Regions from separate parts of the Homo sapiens genome. Here regions 1, 2 and 4 are each linked to region 3. The links are chromatin contacts, found by Hi-C or POLR2A ChIA-PET in ENCODE. All regions are on one chromosome and are shown on one strand. The core of a region is the stretch at or near the end of the contact, and the rest is flanking DNA. Distances in the headings are between cores, read along the strand shown.

Evidence for each region. A loop is a pair of places that touch in the nucleus more often than their neighbours do. ChIA-PET counts read pairs that join two places held with the same protein, here RNA polymerase II (POLR2A). Pooled maps may share reads with other maps.
Region 1: a loop to region 3 is called in a pooled map, with 34 times the contacts of the local background. The contact joins the promoter of ATXN1 here to the promoter of SMIM13 in region 3. A Hi-C loop is called at or near these places in 5 of 50 pooled maps.
Region 2: a loop to region 3 is called in a map of CD4-positive, alpha-beta memory T cell, with 15 times the contacts of the local background. The contact joins the promoter of CDYL here to the promoter of SMIM13 in region 3. A Hi-C loop is called at or near these places in 2 of 168 maps with a recorded cell type or tissue (CD4-positive, alpha-beta memory T cell and naive thymus-derived CD4-positive, alpha-beta T cell) and 4 of 50 pooled maps.
Region 4: a loop to region 3 is called in a map of CD8-positive, alpha-beta T cell, with 7 times the contacts of the local background. The contact joins the promoter of FARS2 here to the promoter of SMIM13 in region 3. A Hi-C loop is called at or near these places in 2 of 168 maps with a recorded cell type or tissue (CD4-positive, alpha-beta memory T cell and CD8-positive, alpha-beta T cell) and 7 of 50 pooled maps. POLR2A ChIA-PET finds 5 or more read pairs at or near these places in 1 of 52 experiments (WTC11).

The regions. Positions count from the first base shown.
Region 1 is chr6:16,759,578-16,762,709 of GRCh38, reverse strand. It overlaps ATXN1 (ataxin 1), which reads left to right and starts at 1,250. Exons shown (of 8, transcript NM_001128164.2): 1 at 1,250-1,412. ATXN1-AS1 (ATXN1 antisense RNA 1) reads right to left here and starts at 1,572. Exons shown (of 3, transcript NR_136240.1): 1 at 1,544-1,572; 2 at 431-591; 3 at 1-358. RefSeq lists an enhancer at 1-796 and silencers at 797-1,116, 934-1,149, 1,157-1,316, 1,793-1,922, 1,993-2,472 and 1 more.
Region 2 is chr6:4,774,786-4,777,948 of GRCh38, reverse strand. It overlaps CDYL (chromodomain Y like), which reads right to left and starts at 1,545. Exons shown (of 7, transcript NM_004824.4): 1 at 1,142-1,545. The coding sequence starts at 1,165. CDYL-AS1 (CDYL antisense RNA 1) reads left to right here and starts at 2,523. Exons shown (of 2, transcript NR_183279.1): 1 at 2,523-2,677. RefSeq lists silencers at 1,194-1,743, 1,764-2,393 and an enhancer at 2,201-2,854.
Region 3 is chr6:11,092,482-11,095,550 of GRCh38, reverse strand. SMIM13 (small integral membrane protein 13) reads right to left here and starts at 1,717. Exons shown (of 2, transcript NM_001135575.2): 1 at 1,162-1,717. The coding sequence starts at 1,237. RefSeq lists enhancers at 1,028-1,147, 1,028-1,569, 1,818-2,027, 1,570-2,110 and a silencer at 1,248-1,557.
Region 4 is chr6:5,260,263-5,263,218 of GRCh38, reverse strand. FARS2 (phenylalanyl-tRNA synthetase 2, mitochondrial) reads right to left here and starts at 1,706. Exons shown (of 7, transcript NM_006567.5): 1 at 1,559-1,706. It overlaps LYRM4 (LYR motif containing 4), which reads left to right and starts at 2,269. Exons shown (of 3, transcript NM_020408.6): 1 at 2,269-2,571. The coding sequence starts at 2,486. RefSeq lists silencers at 2,189-2,408, 2,469-2,778.

The sequences.
Region 1 (3,132 bases), core at 1-2,500, 5.7 Mb before region 3:
CCGCACTGAGCGCCCTTAGTCTGGAGGCGCCTCCTAGTCCTCCAGGTGCCACACCTGTTGGCAAGGTGCACCCATCCGAAGAAGATTCCTTCGCGTGGAGGTCACACCTGGCGGCGAGACAGGCGGAGGGGCGGGGTGGTGGGAGTCGGAGACCGCACTGAAACCCTGAGTCCAGATTTAAGTTCCTCGTCGATTCTCGAGAACTGCCATTTGATGCTCCGGTTGCTTTCTCTGTCTCCTACACTGGTTACCTCATTTCCGATTAAATTAATGATCCGAAATTAGCTGCGAGAGGAGTGCGCGGGTCTCCTTTCCAGGCTAGAGCGGAGTAGTTCCATATCAAAGCCGATTTCCGGACCTGCGTGCGAAGAGAGAAAGAGGGCAGGGTCGGGCGGTCGCCAGCGTTCGCCGGCAGGAAAGGTGAGGGTACCTGTGCAGTCGGGGGACCCCTTGAAACTTTCCGGAGTTGCACGCAGAGGCAATCCCCGCGGCCCCCAGGCCTGGGTTCCGGAACGCCGAAGCGACGCCGGTTTGTGGCTTAACGTGCAGCTGATGATCAGAGTGAGCCCTCTCAGATGCTGCTCCGAGCGCCTGGGACCAAGGACACGTCGGGATTAGAATGGGCCGACCTCCCCTCCCCGCTGGGGTGTTGCATCGGCTCCCAGCTGAAGCCTGACAGCCCTTGGGGGAGTCCCCCAGGTTGCCTGAGTAGCGCCCCGTTGTCGTTCAGTCCCCTCCAACTAGGTGCAGGGACCCAGGGAGGCGCGCGAGGACCGACCCGTCACCGCTCAAATTACCTCATCGCCCAGCTCCCCGCCCCCTTCCCAAACCTGGAAGGAACCTTGCCCTCCGGTCCGCGTCTCCCCTCCCCCGCACCCCATCCCGAGCCACTCTTTGGGAAAGGTGCCCGCCTCCCCGGGCGGCGCGCAGCGAAGGGTTAAGGGCGCGGGCCGGCCGCCGCGCGGTGCGCTCGCCGTGCTCTGTGCGGCTCGCCGGGCCGCCCGCCAGAGGGTGCCCCCCACCCCCATGAAGTCGGATCCTTGAGCTGCGGCGGCGGCAGCCAACTGCTCCATATTTGGCTTCTATTACACATTTACATACTGGAGCGAGCGAGCGAGCGAGCGCGAGAGAGCGCGAGGGAGGGAGGGAGGGCGGGCGGGCGGAGGGAGGAGGGAGGGGAGGGGAGCGGGAGGAGGGGGAGGAGGAGGAGGAGGAGGAGGAGGAGAGAGCAGAGTATACCGCAGACATCATTTCTACTACAGTGGCGGAGCCGTACAGGACCTGTTTCACTGCAGGGGGATCCAAAACAAGCCCCGTGGAGCAGCAGCCAGAGCAACAGCAGCCGCAAGACATTGTTTCTCTCCCTCTGCCCCCCCTTCCCCACGCAACCCCAGATCCATTTACACTTTACAGTAAGTGACTATTTTTTTTTCCTCCTCCGATTCTTTCCCCCCTCCCCCATTCCCTTCTCCCCTTATTTAGATTAAAATCCCTCCTCCCCCGATCTCCCGAGAGGGGCAAAAGCAACAACCAGCAAACAAACCCAAAACCCCAATCGGCTGCACGGAAAACAGCTGGAAGAGGAGCGAAGGAAATCGACGCGTCGTGTTCTGTGTGTGTGCGTGTGTGTGTGTGTGTGTGTGTATGTGTGTACATACAACCGTCCCCGGCTCCAGGCTCCCGGGCCGACACCCCCACTCTGGGCGCAGGGGCGGCCGGCGGGGGGGCTGTCAGGGGCTGGGTGGGCGCCCGCCGGGCTAGGGGGCGCGCCCGGGCGGGGGGCGCGGGCGGGGAGAGCGGCGGCGGCGCCCCGCTCCCCCGGCTGCTGGTCCGGTCGCAAGTGCGGAGAGCCATGTCCTCCTCCCTCCGGGTGGCGCAGGGGGGAGGCGGCGGCTGGGGTTGGGGGGTGGTCCCTTTCCCGGCCGCCCTCTTCCCATTCCTCCTCCCCGGAGAGGGCGGTGAGAGAGAGGGGGTCTCACGGAGGGCTGGACTTCTCCGCGGGTGGTCGCCCGGCCTCGGCGCCCTGGGGCGGGGGTCTCCCCTCGGAGGGCCGGCCTCGCCGGGTGTGCGGCTGCGGGCGGGGAAGGGACTGCTCCTGCAGCCGGGACGGGACTTTGCGCGCGGCCGGGTGCCGGGCGGGGGGCGCAGAGGGGTGGCCTCGGGGACCGCGCGGGGGTAGCGGGTGTGCGGGTGCCTGGAGCGCGGCTGGAGTGGCGGTGACGGCCCTGGCCGCCGCCGCCACCGCCGCCCTGTTGGTGCGGCCGCTTCCTGATCATGTGCAGCGGCAGCCGCCGCCCGGAGCCGGGAGCCCGCGAGCGCCCCAGTCCGGGCCGGCGCCCCCGCCAGCACCCGCGGCAGGAGACGAGGAGCCGCGGCAGGCGCTGCCCTGAGCCGGGAGTGAACGGCTGCGCGGCTGCTGGGAGGGTGAATGAAGCCAGGAGGAGGGGAAGGAGGAGGAGGCGGCGGCCGCCGCGGAGGAGGCGCTGCGGGGATTGGGATGCGCCCTGGAGCCCCACTGCTCGTTCACTCTGGGCCGGGCCGGAGACTCTGCCACTCCCGGGGGCGCCGCCGCCTCCTCCTACGTGGTTCCAGTGCTGCGCGCAGGCCGGTCCCGCAGGGGGCAGGGAAGGGGGCCGGACGGGCGGAGCGAGAGGTGAGGCGGTGTCGGAGCGCGGCGTGAGTGTGAGTGAGTGTGTGAGTGACTGTGTGTGTGTATTTGTGCGCGCGCGCGCCGGGCGGGGGGCGAGGGCCGTCGCGACGCGGAGGGGGCCCTTCCTTGGCTACTTGGCTGACTCTGCAGCGCCCCGACCCCTCTTCAGCCCCCCGCCTTCAGGCTGCCTTCTTAAACTCCGTGGCTTGTGCTTTCATTTTGTTTCAGACCACGTAGGGGGCTGACTGAAAGGGATGAAACAATTCAGGTTTTCTAGGGAGATTGAGCAAGAACCTTAGTGGGGGTGGAAGTAGGGTGGTGATCGAGACTCTGCCAGAAAACAAAACAAAACAAAAAAAAATCCGTTTCTAAGGACGGCGGGGATTCGGTTCGAGCCCGTGGCTGCTCTGTTTTGTTTTGCTTTCTTGGTATATAATCCTACAGATAAAAGGGTAATATAAATATTTGAGAAGAGGGAAATT
Region 2 (3,163 bases), core at 296-2,795, 6.3 Mb after region 3:
TACAATGTAAGGAGAAGCAACAACCTTACCCTTAATTCTACAGATGGCAGCTTCCTCCTGAGAACTTCTGCAAACACTTGCTCTTAAAAAGCAACAAAAAAGTTGCTAGAAGACTAACATCGCAGACAACAAAGCTCTATTCTATGCCAACAGCAATAATACGCCCATAAGAGAAGACAACTGAAAGGATCCCTGGGGCCACAGGGCTCTACTTGTTACAGATGCTTCCTTAAGTCCCTCAACACCCAGGTCCCTAAACGCATCATAAAGGTGAGTCTAGAGAGTCTTCGCAAGTTTTAAGTCTCTTAGGAACTTATTTATAAATACATGTGAAACAAGAGAATCATTTATCCAGAAGAACAGAAAGCCTTCCAAACTTCTGTACTCCCAGGAAGTCTACTTTGAAATACGTCAAAAGAAGTTACATGGAGACATACAAAACATGTCTAAAGATCCAAATTGGTAACTCTCAAACTTGAAGCTGGTTTAAACCCATCGACCAGAACTTACAGTTCTGGCTATGCCCTTCTCATTTGCAACGCTGCGGCGCAAATGAATGACGGTGTATCAGCGTTAAATTTAAATTTCCTGGCTCTGGCCACAATGCTAACCTAATTAAAGCATGTGGTCAACGTTTAGCATTTTCGGTGCGAGATTTTGCATCGCTTTGGCGAACAGCAAAGTCGAAAGCGTTTGCACCGGTCTTCTCCCCGCCACCCCCCGACCAGGGGCAAAACCCTCTCCCAAATGCTTTATCAAATGATCCAGAAACCCCCCCACACCCCACCCCCCGTACCGCCCACGGTCCCCGCCGAGCGGCAACGGAGGCACCACTTCCACGACCCACGCCAAGAGCACTTTGAGCTCAGTCCGAGCAAGTCACTTGTGTCAGCACCACTTCCCCACGGCTGGGACCCCCCCCCCCACCCCACGCCCGGCAACTTCAGGACCCCCCGGCCGGGGCCCCTCGGAACGGAGGCTCGGGCTCCCCTCACACACATTTCCCGTCCAGCAAACTGCGGCCGCGGCGGGGGAGGGGACGCGGCGGGCGCGGGCGGCGAGCGGGGCCGTCGGGCGGCGCGGCCGGGCCGGGAGGGGCGGCGGGCGGGGGGCGGCCCGAGGCCGGGGGGAGGGGAGGTACCTCGTACAGCTCCTCGGAAGCCATGGTGGGCGGCGGAGTTGCGGGCGGGAGGGGCAGGGTCGGGGCGGGCGCCGGCGCCGGGCGGCCGACACTTTGTTTCAGTTGGGTCCTGCGTGGCCTGCGCTTCCTGCTCCCGCGGCCGGCCGGGCGCTGGGCACGGACGAGCCTCTTGCACTCCGCGGCCAGTGCGGGCCGGCGGCGCGGCGGGGTTGTGCGCAGGAGCAGCTACGCAACGCGCCCTGGGCGCCCCGCGCTCACTCCCCGGCGGGCCGGCTCGCGCTCGGGCTCATCGCGCCCCGCCGCGGGGCCGGGCGGGCTGGGGCGGGCGCGGCGGCGTGCGGGCGGCGCGGCCGGATCGCGGCTCCCCTCTCCGGTGTAGTGCAGAAAGCTTCCTACTTGCGACCAAAAAACCTGCCCCGGCTACTGAGCATGCCCAGTGCGGCCGCCCGGCCCTGCGGAGCCGCGCTCCCGCGCTCCGGGTTTTCGGGCCGCCCGCGCGGGAGGGGCGGGGCGGCGGCGGGGCGGGGCAGCCGAGGGGAGCAGTGGGCTCCGCTCGGGGCCGAGGCGGGCGGCCGGCGGGGCCGGGAGCGAGCCGGCAGGAAGGGGAGGAGCGGGGCAGTCGGGGGCGGGGCCGCGAGCGCGGGGGGCGGGGTGGTGGGCGGGGCTCCGACTTCCCCAGTCCCGCTTGCGGGGTCGGCCTGGCCCGCGGCACCGCCCCCCAGCCCGCCTCGACGTGGGCGCTTGCGGCCCGGCCCAGGGCAGGCGGGACCTGGACCTCGAGGTTCGAGGCGCAGCGCGGTTGTGCACACCAGGACGGGCAGCGACGGACCCGAGATGGGGCAGGGAACCATGCGAGCGAGCCGGCCCGCGTCTGGAGCCCACCGCCCCGACGGCAGCGGCCGCGCCGTCTACCGCGCGCCTCCCTCCAGGAGGAGCCCAAGAGGCGGCCTCCGTGCGCCCGCCCGTCCGGGGCCGGGCCAGCCCGCGAAGGGCCGGCGGCGTGGCCAGGTGGAGCACCCACCCCACCCCATGCCCGCCCCACCGGCCGCCGCCAAGACCCGGAGCCCGGGCCGCGCGCCCCGCGGGGTGGCCCGGCGAGCTCCGGCTGGCACGCTGGCTCCGCGGCAGGCCGGGGGTGGGATCCGGGGGGCGGGAGCCGGGCGCGGCGGAGGGCGGCGCGAGGGCGCGGCTGCCTCCGCTCTGCCCGCAGCTCCCCCCACGCCAGGCCTCTGGGTTCCTCTCGGAGCGTCCGCCTCCTCCGAAGCGCAGCTGGGAAGGGACCGAGTCTGGATTCCAGGGAGGTCCGGGTTCTAATCGAACGAGGCTGTCAATGGTGGTTCCTTTCGCGGAACGGTGTGGACTACACGACAGGCCCTCGCTCAGAACAGCGAGGGCTGGCCCGCGCTCCACTTCCCAGGGAAGATCTACTGCCAGGGCACACCTGCCGGGCCCTGGACGTGCCCCATCGGTGGCGAAAGAAGGGGCTTCCTGACCCAACTCCCCCAGACAGCCGCCAACTCCGATCACTCTGGCCGAGTATGCGGAACTTCCCCACGGGGCACTGCAGAGGCATTAGTTCACCCTCTCCCCCAGGCCCTGCATCGGGAAGCCCTCGCCAGTTCCTCCATGTCTCCCCGGGCATCCTTCGGGCCGCCTCACTCCTCCGTGCTCCATCTCGCTCCAGTTCCTAACCTACCTTGGAGCCACAAGGCTCCTCCCACCAGTTTTCTTCCTAAAGCCCTATTCGTTTGTGCCCCCCAACAGCGTTTCAACAACCACGGGGCGTCTCACAGACCCCGCGGTTTCCTGTCCTCCCCACGCCCAGGAACAAGCACCACGCCAACCCTTAAGTCACTGCGAGTCGAATCGCCGTTCCCCTTAAGCGGTGCTTCTACCTGCGGTCCCCACCGTTTGAAACAAACTCCCAGCTCAGGGATCACCTTAAAAGGATAGCCTTCCTGACTTCCAGGGCCAAATCGGTAACTCCCTCTTCAAGCGCTGCCTAAGCACTCACGCGTGCTC
Region 3 (3,069 bases), core at 468-2,967:
GTTAAACCCCATCTCTACTAAAAATACAAAAATTAGCTGGGCATGGTGGCGGGCACCTGTAATCCCGGCTACAGCTACTCGAGAGTCTGAGGCAGGAGAATCACTTAAACCCAGGAGGCAGAGGTTGCAGTGGGCCAAGATCAGGCCACTGCATTGCACTCCTGCCTGGGCAACAAGAGCGAGACTCCATCTCAAAAAATAAAATAAACATATAAGTTTATAAATACATACACATGCATATGCACAAGTGCACACATATATTCCACAGCGTCACTAAGTATTAATTTGTACATTTATCGTGTAATGAACAAGCCCTATAGTATCTGTATGAATTCTGACCCATTATTACATCAACCTGAACCCATACTTCAGTCTTATAAATATGTGTAAACTCACTGACACGTGTTCTACGTACTTTTTAGATTTTCACAATTGCTTAGCCACTTTGCTAAGAGACCTGTGGTTATCAGCTACTATACATGTACAAAGAAATCAAAAAGATCTAAAATTGGGCTACCATTATTTGAAGAAAAAAGTTGAACGTCCTCTCATTCCAAGAAGGAAAATACGCACAGCATTCGAAATAGCACCATTATTATAGAACTGAGAGTTAGGTTACCCGACCCTGCAAGTTTAATATAGCCGGTGTTTCTAAGCTCTGCCTGGTCTCCACATCTCTGCTTGGAATTGAGTTTAAGGCTGAACTCTAAGTAAACAATTTCACGCGTGCTGAAAACCCAACTCTACCCCACTCGCTGATGAAACGAAGGTGACACCTCTCATTATTAAGGTCAGAATCTGTGCAAATGAAAAAGGACCAATCAATCACTTCACCTTCGAATGCAGGCCAAGGTTACAATCTGGGCAGCCTGTGGTGAGAATGAAAGAGCAGACGCTGCCGGTGAAGCAAGGCTGAGTTTCACTCAGAGGCAGGAAGCCCTGGAGCCTGTCCTTTCCCTCCCCAGGATGCCCGAGGGCCGGCCATGAGTAAAGGGCCCACCTCTGCGCTCAGCCCTAGAGGCTAAGGGACAACAGTTGATTTTAAGACAATTGTCCGTCCACGCCCTTTTGTTTTTTTCAAAAAAACAAACAACAAAAAAAACCCCAGCAGATCAGCGACCCGGCGTGTGGAACTGCCTCGCGGCTACCGCCCCCACTCACCGCACACCATCAGCAGCAGGACGATCAGCAGCGTGGCCACGAACACAAGCAGAGTCAGCCCGACGCTGTGCCACATCTTGGGGGCAGAAGGGCAGTCGGCTCGGGGCGGCTGGCGCGGACGGCGGTGAGCGCGGGCGGCGGCGCGTCCTGCGCTTCAGCGGCGGGCGCCAGGCGCGGCTGGGCGCCGGGGCGGCATGGGCGGCTGGCGCCCCCTCGGCAGCGCCCCCAGGGGGTGGGGCGGCGCAAAGGCGGGCACTGTGGGACCGCCCGCCCGCCCGATCCTTTTCCCGCCGGGGTGGCCAGAGCGCGGGAGGCAGGCGGGCCTCAGGGCGCCTCTAGTCCCTCATCGCCCCGGAGAGCCGAGGCCGCGGCACCCAGAGACCCCAGCGGTCGGATGCGCTTCCATGGCGGACGCCGCGCGCCTGTAGGGAGGACAGAGGGTAAGCACGGGTACACACGGCGGCCACAAGGCCCTCGTCGCTGTCCACCCGTGTCTCTGAGACCCCAGGGATGCCAGATGTCAGCGTCGCCCGGCCGCGGCTGTAGCGGCTTCTCCGCCCCAGGCCCCCTACCGCTGGGGCAGCTCATCACCAAGCTCGCCTCCTCCGCGGCGCGGGGTCGGCTGGGAGATGGAGTGCAGAGCCTGGTGGAGTCGGGACGGCGTTGTCTCGCAGGGACTACAACTCCCAGAATGCACCGCCACTCGGGCTTCGCTGCTTTCATTCTCGGGCGGCTCTGCCTTTGGTCTTGCTCAAGTCGCCTCAGTCGGACGACCGTGGGCTGGCCTTCTCCAAAGCCGCGGATCTGGCTGCCCGTCCTGCTGAGGCGCCAGTGAGATTTCAACCATTACTCCGTATACAAAGTCGTTTTGTTTCTAGCCGTAATCGATGAAGTACGGCGAGAGAGGAAAGAGGAGGCGGCTGCCTGAAAAACTGGTTGCTCGTGCACCTAGCCCTGTTGCCGGGGGCGAAGGTTGGCTATTTGGGACTTGGAGGAAGAACTCAGGTCCCTGCCGCAGACGCGGGTCAGGACACGAAATCTCATTTTCCCCCTGCAACAGATGTTATGTTCTATCTTTTCGTAAGTAAAGCATTTCAGAAATGGCCCGCGGGTGACTTAAGGACAGCTGCACTGCCCTCAAATCACCTGCCTGAGTTGTAAGTTAGACCCAGCTGCCTCCTTGAGACCAAGCTTGGAGATTTTGCCGCACTGGCTTACACCTCTACGAAACAAGACACTGTAGTAATCTCAACTACTGTATCTCCACCCAAAATTGAAACTCCCCACTTCCGCCAGATTACATTCATTTGTTAAAGAGGTGCCCCCAGAAGAATAGAGGGTAAATGTGTCCCTCTTTTAGAAGGAATCAGAGCCTTCGAGTTTTCCTGTGATTCTTTTGCTCCCTGAGATACCTTTTTACTCTTCTAAAAATTACAGTTTCCTGTCTTCTGTCTCCAAAAACAAACACAAAAGTTCTAAGCAGCAATCCCTTGATTTAATAAATGTATCCTGCCATACCCAGCTGCCCTACTATGTGAACTGTATTCCCTAAGAAGCAACATTAGGAACAAATACCATGTATAAAAATACATTAAAGGATAATTACTTGCTTTGCAACAGATTTAATATAGATTCCTGTGAAGAGAATGAACCCAGTGCAATTAAGATATATTTACAAAAAATCAGTGTGTGCTTTTTTCATGGGTGGTTCAATTATGTTGCATAATTAAAACACATTTTATTAAAAGCCAGTTGAAAATACGCGTCAGGGCTAGGCGAGGTGGCTCACGCCTGTAATCCCAGCACTTTGGGAGGCTAAGGCGAGCAGATCACCTGAAGTCAGGAGTTCGAGACCAGCCTGGCCAACATGGTGAAACCCTGTCTCTACTAAAAATACAAAAATTAGCC
Region 4 (2,956 bases), core at 457-2,956, 5.8 Mb after region 3:
GTTAATGATTAAATTCCTTGATAATTAGGTAGAAACAATTGTATATAGTAATTATTCCAACTTTACTCTCAAAAGCAAAATATAATAAAATAATGTAATCTTTGCTATTTTTAAAAAAGCCAAAATAATCTTCAAGTTTTTCCTTTTCACTCTGATAGCATTCTCTATCAGTAACTTGCATTAATGTTGTAGCTTTGAGGTGCCGCATATCATTTCATATCACTGGCACACAATAGTGTATCAAGAGAAATCAGCTCTGAATCTTACTCTATAACAATGTGCAATTGCCTTGGTCTTGGATCCTTTAAGAAATAGCAAAGGGAAAACTCAAAAAAGTCCTTTCAATAAAGCAGAGGCTAGATTTGCTCAATGACCTGACCAACCAGGAAGTAATAGAAGTTTTGCTATCCTGTTTAAAAAATAATAATAAACAATAACAGACATGAGATTTTCAAGAAATCAGGGAGGAGACTTAAAGATATCTTAATAAAAGTATTTTCTCTTCAGTGCCTTTTAAAAAATGTCATTGCATCAGGATTAGTAAGAATATCTGGATGCAAGGACACCAGGTTGCAAGTACACTAAAGAATGGTAAGGTCAGAGAAGTGTTTTTTCTGCCTTTAAAGTTCCTGAAAATAGAGGCTGGGCGTGATGACTCACACCTGTAATCCCAGCATTTTGGGAGGCCGAGGCGGGCGGATTGCCTGAGGTCAGGAGTTCGAGACCAGCCTGACCAACATGGTGAAACCCTGTCTCTACTAAAAATACAAAAATTAGCTGGGCGAGGTAGCGCGCGCCTGTAATCCCAGCCACTCAGGAGGCTGAGGCAGGAGAATGGCTTGAACCTGGGAGGCATAGGTTGCAGTGAGCCCGAGATCCCGCCACTGCACTCCAGCCTGGGCGACAGAGCGAGACTCCATCTCAAAAAAAAGAAAAGGAAACAGAAAAGTTCCTGAAAATATAAAGTTGTTTAGACATACAGCAGGTATATCGTTTCAAAACCAAATACACTAAAGCAGATGAGAACACAACCGTGACCAAGTGGTTCGGAGAAAGATGGATTTTAATGCAAAGTTGTTTTGTTTTCACGCATAACGTACTTCTCGCTGTGCTTGAGTGCAGAAAGGTGTGGTTCTTCCTAAGGTTGATTACATAAAGCAAGATTCCAAAAACAAGAAAAGTGCTTTGCAAACACAGTAACTAGGACTGGCTGAAGCTTCCTGCGTCCAGTGCCATGCTCAAAGATCAGAACAAGCAACTTTATCCACCACTTTAATAAGATGATTCAAAAAAGCTGCAGTCTTCTGAAGAAAGCCATGGTTGAAAACTTGCTCCGCTTCTTGGAGAAAGCCTAAAGCCCTAAAGGTCTCTAATTATTCTCCAAAGTCTACAACCCAAGCTGCATTTTATGCATTTATTAGGTTACAAAACCACGGGAACTCTTCACTCAAAAGCAAAAACACATCCGGAAAGAGGAAAAAATCCACGGCCAATGTAAACCCCCTACAACACCAACCGCCCACGTCGTACCCCAGGCTGCAATGAGGCCGGCACTCACCCACCGCTCGCCCGGGAAGCCCAGACCCAGGTGTTTCAAAATCAGAAGTACGGCAGGCTCGTTCGCTCTCACGGGCAAGAATCTTAAACCCCAACTTCAGAGATACCCGCGCACGCTGGGCGCTGCCATTTTGACAGAAAGCGGGCCTGCCCCAGAGGCCCCTACGCAGGTCGCCCTGAGCAGAGCCGGAGTGCCACAGAACCCCTAGCTCATCACCTCCACACCCAGACGTCGCATCCCCCGGCCTGAGGAATGCCAAGAAACCCCACCCTGCCGACCAGGATCAGGCGAAATCAAGTCACCCTTGAAATCCCGCAAACTCTCTCAGGCAGCGCCGAGGGCGACCGCAGCCGGCGTGGGAGGGGCATCGGCGGTCAGGGGCGGGGCGTCGGTGCGGCGGCCTTCGGTAACCCGGGCAACGCGGCCTCCTGGATGTAGGAAGGGGCGCTGCCCCCGAAACACAAATGTCTCCGCCAAGACCCCAGACGGTTCCCAAAGGCTCTCCGTGATGCAACTGCACGTCCCTCGAATGCCTGGGCCTCCGATATCCGTCCGCCAGGAGCTTGGCTGGATGCACGGGCGGCCAGTCCTCTTATTTCCCCGCCCTCCCGCCGCGTGGAGCGGCTGCTGGGTCCCGAGCCTCCGGGCGGGGGCGGGATCGGGGCGGGGCGGAGGCATCTCCCTCCCAGCACCGCCCCCTTAGCTGCCCCGAGCCCTGCCTGCGCCCGCCCCCGAAGCGGCGCGGGACGCCTGGCGCCGTCCGCGATCCGCAGGGCTGCCCGCTTAGGCTTAGGCCCGGCCCGCTGGCAAAGCCGAGCCGCAGCATTTTATTTCGTTCGTGGTTTCCGCACAGGCTGGAGTTTCGTGGGTTGGGTCGTACTTGGGACCTCGGCGAAGAGGACCCGTTTATTTTTTTTTCTTTCCAAAATGGCAGCCTCCAGTCGCGCACAAGTGTTATCTCTGTACCGGGCGATGCTGAGAGAGAGCAAGCGTTTCAGCGCCTACAATTACAGGTGACCCAGCGGGCACCGGGGGCCGGGGGCGGGGGGCCAGGGGCCGGGGACCGGGGGTGCGGGCTGACGCGGAATATCCCCGGGGACTGGGAGCCACCGTGGTTTGCCGGCGGCTGCGAGGCAAGGACCGGGCTCCGCCATCGAAAAGCGTGCTCCTGCCTACAGGTGTGGCCTCTGAGACCTCGGGGAGGAGCCTTTCTTTCTACCAGGGGAGACGTTCATGTCTTGTGACGTTTTCCCCCTAAAGGCTATCTTGGTAGTTATTCTAGGAGCATGATTAGTGTTATGTTTCTGCAGAAGAGAAAAAAGGGATGGAAATCAGTCATTTGTGAAGTTAAGGCCAGTGTGTTGCATATGTAAAACTTCCCTTGAGCACTGGAAGAGT